2 separate regions of the Homo sapiens genome follow, and region 1 is linked to region 2. Evidence: chromatin loops called from intact Hi-C (ENCODE). Cell type or tissue: adrenal gland. All regions are shown on one strand. Each heading gives the region's core, and the rest is flanking DNA. Links, peaks and the distances in the headings are about the cores only. Region 1 has its middle 24 kb from the start of XRCC2. Region 2 has its middle 4.1 kb from the start of LINC01003.

Evidence for each region. Peaks named below come from ENCODE experiments on the same cell type or tissue, not always from the same donor. Only the 100,000 strongest peaks of a DNase experiment are listed, where the experiment ranks them.
Region 1: it touches region 2 in a loop (2.0-fold over the local background); 7 of 110 quality-filtered maps call a loop at or near these places.

Annotation. Positions count from the first base shown.
Region 1 is chr7:152,697,851-152,702,239 of GRCh38, forward strand. No RefSeq gene overlaps it. Among named protein-coding and RNA genes, the nearest start is that of XRCC2, 24 kb to the left of the region's middle. In adrenal gland, for the core only: no CTCF peak of the experiment used is centred there; a DNase peak (open chromatin) is centred at 1,841.
Region 2 is chr7:152,457,821-152,462,209 of GRCh38, forward strand. No RefSeq gene overlaps it. Among named protein-coding and RNA genes, the nearest start is that of LINC01003, 4.1 kb to the right of the region's middle. In adrenal gland, for the core only: no CTCF peak of the experiment used is centred there; a DNase peak (open chromatin) is centred at 2,241; H3K27ac peaks cover 1,135 bases.

The sequences.
Region 1 (4,389 bases), core at 254-4,253, 240 kb after region 2:
GATGTGGGTGGGGCCAGATAAGAGAATAAAAGCAGGCTGCCCGAGCCAGCAGTAGCAACCCGCTCGGGTCCCCTTCCACACTGTGGAAGCTTTGTTCTTTCGCTCTTTGCAATAAATCCTGCTGCTGCTCACTCTTTGGGTCCACACTGCCTTTATGAGCTGTAACACTCACCGCGAAGGTCTGCAGCTTCACTCCTGAAGACAGCGAGACCACGAACCCACCAGGAGGAACGAACAACTCCAGACAAGCTGCCTTAAAAGCTGTTAACACTCACCGTGAGGGTTCACGGCTTCATTCTTGAAGTCAGTGAGACCAAGAACCCACCAATTCCGGACACAATAGTAGACTCAAGTTATTTCTTCAATACTTAAGACAATTATTATTTCTACTTACTTTACTCCTCATGAACCTATTTATTTATTTATTTTTGAGACAGAGTCTCACTTTGTCGCCTAAGCTGGAGTGCAATGGAGCGATCTTGGCTCACTGCAACCTCCGCCTCCCAGGTTCAAGTGACTCTCGTGCCTCAGTCCCCCGAGTAGCTGGGACTACAGGTGTCCTGACCTCAAGTGATCCACCGGTCTCAGCTTCCCAAAGTGCTGCGATTACAGGCGCCTGGCCTTCCTATTTACTTTTCATTGTGTGCAAGACATTCTGTAAAAATGTAAAAATAAAAAATAAATAGGCTCATGAGGAGTCAAATAAGTAGAAGTAATAATTGCCTTAATTATTGAAGAAATAATTTGAGTCTACTCTGATGTTACCTTTTGCTAGGGAAGATCTACATATGCTTTTGTCAGGAGCCTGGGGACACTGGTAATTCCAGTGTTAATCTAATATAGGCCTTGAGATGGTTGGAAGCTGGGCTTTAGTTCACCCTTATTCCTAGGGTCTAGCCCTTGAGTTTCCCAACCCAAAGCATGATTTTTTTCCCCCAAGATTTCCTCTCATTTGTAGGTCCTCCTCACCAGGCTGTTGAAACATCTGCTCAGCTTCTCAATCTTTCGAGACCTCATTAAACGCCCTGGGAGAACAGTAGCCCTAAAGCTGGGCTCATCTTCTTGGATTTACTTCTGTGGATCTCAGTCCTGTAACTCTTTAATTCTTTATTGTGTTGTGAGCTCCCCCAATGCCTTAAAGCAAATTATTCTTAGATTTTCTGCTGCCTTGCAGTTGTTTTCAGTGGAAGGGTGGTTCCTCATTATCTAGTCTGCCATTTTCAGAGATATCAAGCTCAATCCTTATGAAAATTTTATTCTTACCAAACAAGCTAATAGTAAATAAACAAAATACAGGGTTGCCTTTTTTTTTTTAATGTCACTTTCTGTTTCTTTAGTCATTGGTGAAGATGCTATTAAAGTACTTTCTAAATAACTGAGAAGCAAGGCAGATGGCCAAGCAAGATAAAGGAAAAGATCAGGTTAATTCACAAACTGTGTATTCAGCCTGAACAATGGAGATAAAAGAGATATTCCCCAAATTAGACTGAGCAGACATCCTCCTTTTTAAAGGGCAATCCCATTTTCAGTATTTATGTCTTATTTGTTCCCTGAGGCAAATGTCTCTTTATGCAAAGCATAAAGTAATCAGGTATTTCATCAGGTAGGAAAGAACTTGTTTTTTACTCCCTCTGTGACCTGGAGTTGTGCACAGCATATGTCACATCAGGGGTGTCAGCAGCACCAAGTTGAAGATTCAAGCAAGACAGGTGACCTTATAAAAAGGACTGTGAAGAGTTAGGCATCAAAACAAAACACAGCATTCTAAGCCTGGGCCACAGTAACTCAGCCAAAGTGGGCATGAGCTAAGGAGGCAAGATGGCATTGGCCATCACCAGAGGTCAGCAGACCTGGACAGGGCCACAGCAGCTGGAAGGAGCTTGGTGAGACACTGTAGCTGGGGCAGTCTGCTTTCATCTCCTTGTCCAGTGCCAGCCTCTTTCTCAATGGGACCAGCCCAAAGGAATGCAAGGGAAGGGGATTTCACACTGGCTTCTGTGGGCAAAGAGGGAAGTGGAGTTTTTTTTTTTTTCTTTTTTTTTGAGACAGAGTCTTGCTCTGTCGCCCAGGCTGGAGTGCAGTGGTGCAATCTCGGCTCACTGCAGCCTCGGGAAGTGGAATTTGATACCTCTCCTAACAGGTAATTGCAGCCTCCAGAAGCCAAAGCCAGGGTGGCATTTCCCCAGAGTGGATCCTATGTCTCTCCCTGGCTTGACAACTGCTTCAGGACAGGGATAATGTTTGTTGGTAAGATCTGCTATGGTGCTGATTTGAAACTGAAAAAGGGATTAAATGCACAAGCAGAAAAGCATAAGGAAAAAACCAACACAGGGTCGCGCCTTCTCTCCTGCCTCGGTCCAACAAGCACTGCTCATCCAGCATTGCTGTGCTCCTGAGAGGAGAAGGCCCTTTTCTCCCCTCCTCTGGAAGGAAACGGGGCAGAACAAGACAACCTCACTTCCCTTGCCTCTCTCGCCTCTTCTGCCTCTACCTAATAACCTACGAATAGCATCTCTAAATTAATAGGGAACTTAGTGATACCATCAGGACCCCATCCTTACTCAAAGTAGGAATTCCTTTTAAAAATTTGCGTCTCCTGGGCCGGGCGCGGTGGCTCACGCCTGTAATCCCAGCACTTTGGGAGTCCGAGGTGGGCGGATCACGAGGTCAGGAGATCGAGACCATCCTGGCTAACACGGTGAAACCCCGTCTCTACTAAAAATACAAAAAAAAATTAGCCGGGCATGGTGGTGGGCGCCTGTAGTCCCAGCTACTCGGGAGGCTGAGGCAACAGAATGGCGTGAACCTGGGAGGCAGAGCTTGCAGTGAGCCGAGATCATGCCACTGCACTCCAGCCTGGGCGACAGGGCAAGACTCCCTCTCAAAAAAAAAAAAAAAAGAAAAATTTGGGCCTCCTGGTTGACAAGACCCTGTTTAAGTGCTGTCAAAGTCAGAAAAACTGTTAGGACATTCCTTTATTTTTGTTTTATTGTATATTAAAATACACGCAGAGCCTGGCATGGTGGCTCACGCCTGTAATTCCAGCACTTTGGGGGGCTGAGGCAGGCGGATCAATTGAGGTCAGGAGTTCGAGACCAGCCTGGCCAACATGGTGAAACCCCTTCTCTACTAAAAATACAAAAAAATTAGCTGGGCCTGGTGGCACGTGCCTGTAATCTCAACTACTCAGGAAGCTGAGGCAGGAGGATCACTTGAACCCGGGAGGCAGAGGTTGCAGTGAGTCGAGATCGCGCCACCACACTTCAGTCTGGTAGACAGAGCAAGACCCTGTCTCAAAATAAATAAATAAATAAGGCCGGGCGTGGTGGCTCACGCCTGTAATCCCAGCACTTTGAGAGGCCGAGGCGGGTGGATCATCTGAGGTCAAGAGTTCCAGACCAGCCTGGCCAACATGGGGAAACCCAGTCTCTACTACAATACAAAAAAATTAGCCGGGTGTGGCCAGGCGCGGTGGCTCATGCCTGTAATCCCATCACTCTGGGAGGCAGAGGCGGGCAGATCACGAGGTTAGGAGTTCGAGACCAGCCTGGCCAATATGATGAAACCCCGTCTCTACTAAAAATACAAAAATTAGCCAGGCCTAGTGGTGCGTGCCTGTAGTCCCAGCTACTCAGGAAGCTGAGGCAGAAGAATCGCTTGAACCTGGGAGGTGGAGGTTGCAGTAAGCCAAGATCACATCACTGCACTCCAGACTGGGCAACAGAGTGGGACTCTGTCTCAAAAAAAAGAAAAAGAAAAAAGAAAAAATATATATACGTAAAATAAAATAAAATAAAATAAAATAAAATACATGCAGAACAAAAGAGTGTGCTGGGCGGGCCATTCCCCACCCTTCTTCAGTCTCCCTGTGGCAACCATTGTCAGGTTCTGTGTGTGTGTGTGTGTGTGTGTGTGTGTGTGTGTGTGTGTTTGAGATGGAGTCTCGCTCTGTCGCCCAGGCTGGAGTGCAGTGGCGCCATCTCGGCTCACTGCAAGCTCCACCTCCTGGGTTCACGCCATTCTCCTACCTCAGCCTCCCGAGTAGCTGGGACTACAGGCGCCCGCCACCATGCCCAGCTAATTTTTTGTATTTTTTTAGTAGAGACAGAGTTTCACCATGTTAGCCAGGATGGTCTCAATCTCCCGACCTCGAGATCCGCCTGCCTCGGCCTCCCAAAGTGCTGGGATTACAGGCGTGAGCCCCTGCGCCCAGCCTCCATGTGTTTTTAATAGGAGGGTTTTGTACACGTGGAATATGATAAAACACACTTCCTTCAACCAGCACCACACATATATTTTTATACAAAATGACAATAGGCTGGGCATGGTGGCTAACACAGTACATCAGGAGGCCAAGGAGGGAGGACACTTGAGGCCAGGAGATCATAC
Region 2 (4,389 bases), core at 308-4,307:
GTTTCACCATGTTGGCCAGGCTGGTCTCAAACTCCTGACCTTAGATGATCTTCCCACCTCAGCTTCCCAAAGTGCTGGAGATTACAGGCGTTAGCCACTGTGCCCGGCCTAAACTTCTTTTCTTTATAAAATACCCAGTCTCAGGTATTTCTTTATAGCAAGGCAAAGAAAGGCCTAATGCGATTTCTCTCTAAGAGGTTGCCTTTTCCTAGTACTTGATTTGCCCTACCAGGTCAGCAACTCTCCTCAAATGTCAGTCAAGGAGAGACAACTTCAATTTATAGCCAACTACCACACCAATCTCTTTCATCCTAAGAACAATTCCCTATGCCACTCCTTAATGGTACACGAAGGGCCATGTCTCAACTACACCTTCCCCATCTTAACAAGAACACGAACACACACACACACACCACACACTCTCAAGTGCCATTATTCATTTTGAACCAAGTAAGCTTATCCTTTGAAGGCACTCTCCATTTCTCCCCTTAATGAGGCATAATTACTACATTAATAATAACACAAATAAAATGCTTCCCATAAGAATAGCATTTCCAGGCGGGGGCGGTGGCTCACACCTGTAATCCCAATACTTTGGGAGGCCGAGGCGGGTGGATCATCTGAGGTCAGGAGTTCAGGACCAGCCTGGCCAACATGGTGAAACCCCATCTCTACTATAAATATAAAAATTAGCCAGGCGTGGTGGACACCTGTAATCCCAGCTGCTTGGGAGGCTGGGGCAGGGGAATCGCTTGAACCTGGGAGGTGGAGATTGCAGTGAGCCGAGATCGCACCACTGTACTCCAGCCTGGGCAGCAAGAGCGAGACTCTGTCTCAAAAAAAAAAAAAAAAAAAAAAAGAATAGCATTTCCAAGCCTTATACATAAACAGTACCTCATTTGATCCTCATCATAACATCAAGGGTAGACATGACCAGTATTATTAGCCTCACTTCACAAAGGAAGAAACTGAGACTCAGACTGTTGTCTCTGGGTATCAGTTTCCAAGTCTGTCCAATGAAGGATTGAGCCCTGTGACCTCTAAGAACTCTTCCACTTCTAAAATTGTATAATTTCCATAATTTGTCTGACATCACTAAGACAGTAGTTAGTGGCAGATTAGGGACCTGAGAGAATGACTTGGTGCCAGGCTGATTCTCCCACAACGTGTTATCTTTGCTGCCAATAGCAATGGCTAACATCAGCTATGCGATATGTCCTGCACTGTGCCAGTTACTCACGAGGCATTGTTATTTATTTATTTATTTATTTATGTATTTATTTATTTATTTATTGAGATGGAGTTTCACTCTTGTTGCCCAGGCTGGAGTGCAGTGGCGCAATCTCGGCTCACTGCAACCTCCGCCTCCCAGGTTCAAGTGATTCTCCTGTCTCAGCCTCCCAAATAGCTGGGATTACAGGCGTCCATCATGCCTGGCTAATTTTGTATTTTTAGTAGAGACAGGGTTTCACCACGTTGGTCAGGCTGGTCTCCAACTCCTGACCTCAGGTGATCTGCACGCCTCAGCCTCCCAAAGTGCTGGGATTAGAGGCGTGAGCCACCGCGCCAGTCCAGAGCATTGTTGAATACCTACTCAGCATTGTCCTCCATCCCGCTGCGTAAATGTATTGAGATTTCAGTTACATACACACTTAATGGAGAAGGCGACACCACCCCTGCTCCAAGGATGTACTCTGATCGACACTTTCCATTCTTCTGGCCATAGTCATTGGGTGACTTGGGGGCTCTGAACTGGAATGCCGGAACAGAAGTACACTCTCTCCTGCTGAACATACATTAGGAAGCACTGGCTTCTGCTGCTACTGGCAGCCTCTCTGTGGCCCTAAGGGGAAGCCTCAGGATTCTTGTTTGGAACTGATAGTTTTTAGCAGCTAAAATCTGAGACGTCTATACCGTATCCTTAAAACTCTGAATAAACAACATAGGCAAAGACAGATGATGTCACTGAGACCCAGAGAGGATATTAGACCTTGCCCAGCATACATTACCTATTGGGGGCCAGTTAGGACTAAATTACAAGTCTCCAGCAACTGACCTAGGGTTCTCTTGGCCTCAGCATGTGGAAGGGGCCCCACGTGCAAAGGTTCCGGATAAAGATCAGACTGTGATCTAGCTGATGAACAGAACCCAGAAGTATGTTTGAGGGGGAGGAAGGAGGAGGCTAAGAGAGGCCTTCTTATGTTCTGCTTTTTTGCCCTGAGGGGATGACACTTAACCACTGCAGAGGCTGCAGCTGAGCCGCAGGGATGGTCACACTGAACCAGTAGTTCTTCCCTTCCCCCACTCTAAACCTCTGCCAAGCAGAGAGCCTCTGAGACTGCTCTGGAGAAAGGGGCTGCCTGCCAACTATCTGCCCACCTGGGGCCAGGGTGAGGGCAAGGCCAGTGGCTACATTCTGTGAACAGCTGGAAAAAAAGTAGGCAACACAGTGGCCTTGGGACAATGGCCTTCCCACTCTCCTTGTCACGAAATAGCAGGATTAAAAAAAAAGGGGGGGAGGATATTTATTTAATCCTTTTGTTACAAATTAAAGTTGCTAATTTGTTTTCAAAAATTGCAGGAAATAAAGTACACGAATCAAAGAAACACAAAATATTTAAAAACAAAATAGCTATTCTCCCAACTTTCTTACTTATAGGTATGTCTATACAATTGTGGCAGAATCCAAAGGGAAGGACAGTTTGGTTAGTCCATTTGGTCACAGCAAATGTACCTGTTCATTTGTTCATCAACGATTTGTTGAGCACTCACCTTGTGCCCTGAAGATACAGTTCAGAAAAAACACCGAAAAGGCCCCTGTGTCCAGCAGCTCACATCTTAATGGTGGAAGGGAGATGAAGGAGAACAGACCATAATAAGTAAGTAAACAATGATTTCAGACTGTGCCAAGAGCTCTGAGGAAAACACGGTGATATGATAGGGAGCGGGGAAAGGTACTTTAGGTACAATGTCAGAAATGCCTCCCCCAGGCCAGGCGAGGGGGTGCAAGCCTGGAATCCTAGCACTTTGGGAGGCCGAGGTGGGTGGATCACTTGAGCCCAGGAGTTTGAGACCAGCCTGGGGTTTCACCATGTGAAACCCAGACTCCACAAAAAAAAAAAAAAAGACAAAAAAAATTGGCTGGGTGCCATGGCTCATGCCTGTAATCCCAGCACTTTGGGAGGCCAAAGCAGGTAGAGCTCAGGAGTTCAAGACCAGACTGGCCAACATGGTGAAACCCCGTCTCTACTAAAAATACAAAAATTAACTGGGCACCATGGTGGGTGTTTGTAATCCCAGCTACTTGGGAGGCTGAAACAGGAGAATCACTTGAACCCAGGAGGTGGAGGTTGCAGTGAGCCGAGATCATGCCACTGCACCCCAGCCTGGGTGAAAGAGCAAGACTCTGTCTCAAAATAAATAAATTAATTAAATTAAATTAAAATTAAAAAAATTAGCCAGGTGTGGTGGTGCATACCTGTAGTCCCCACTACTTGGGAGGCTGAGGTGGGAGGATCACTTGAGCCCAGGAGGTCAAAGCTGTAGTGAGCCGAGATTGCACCACTGCACTCCAGCCTTGGAGCCTTGGCAACAGAGAGAGACCCTGTCTCAAAAAAAAAAAAAAAAAAAAAAAAAAAAAAGAAAGAAAGAGAAAGAAAGAGAAAGAAAGAAAAAAGAAAAAGAGGCCAGGTGCAGTGGCTCATGCCTGTAATCCCAACACTTTGGGAGGCTGAGGTGGGCAGATCACTTGAGGTCAGGAGTTCGAGACCAGCCTGACCAACATGGCGAAACCCTGTCTCTACTAAAAATACAAAAATTAGCTGGGTGTGGTGGCAGGCACCTGTAATCCCAGCTACTAGGGAGGCTGAGGCAGGAGAATCACTTGAACCTGGGAGGCAGAGGTTGCAGTGAGCCAAGCATGGGCGACAGAGTGAGACTCCATCTCAAAAAAAGGAAAAGGAAAGGAAAGGAGGAAGAAACGAAGAAACGAAGGAAGAAAGGAAGAAAGAAAGAAAAATAAAGAAAAGAGAGAGAAGAGGGAAGGGGAGGGGAGGGGAGCAGGGAAGAGAGGAGAGGCTGGGCCCAGTGGTTCACACCTGTAAGCTGAGGTGAAGGAGTTTGAGACCAGCCTGGCCAACATCGTGAAACCCCATCTCTACTAAAAATACAAAAATTAGCCAGGGTTGGTGGCACGTGCCTGTAATCACAGCTACTCAGGAGGCTGAGGCAGGAGAATCGCTTAAACCTGGAAGGCGGAGGTTGCAGTGAGCTGAAATCGCACCATTGCACTCCAGCCTGGGCGACAGGGCAAGACTCCGTTTCAAAAAAAAAAAAAGGAGAAAGAAACAAAGAAAGAAAGAAAAATGCCTCCCCAAGGTGACAGACGAG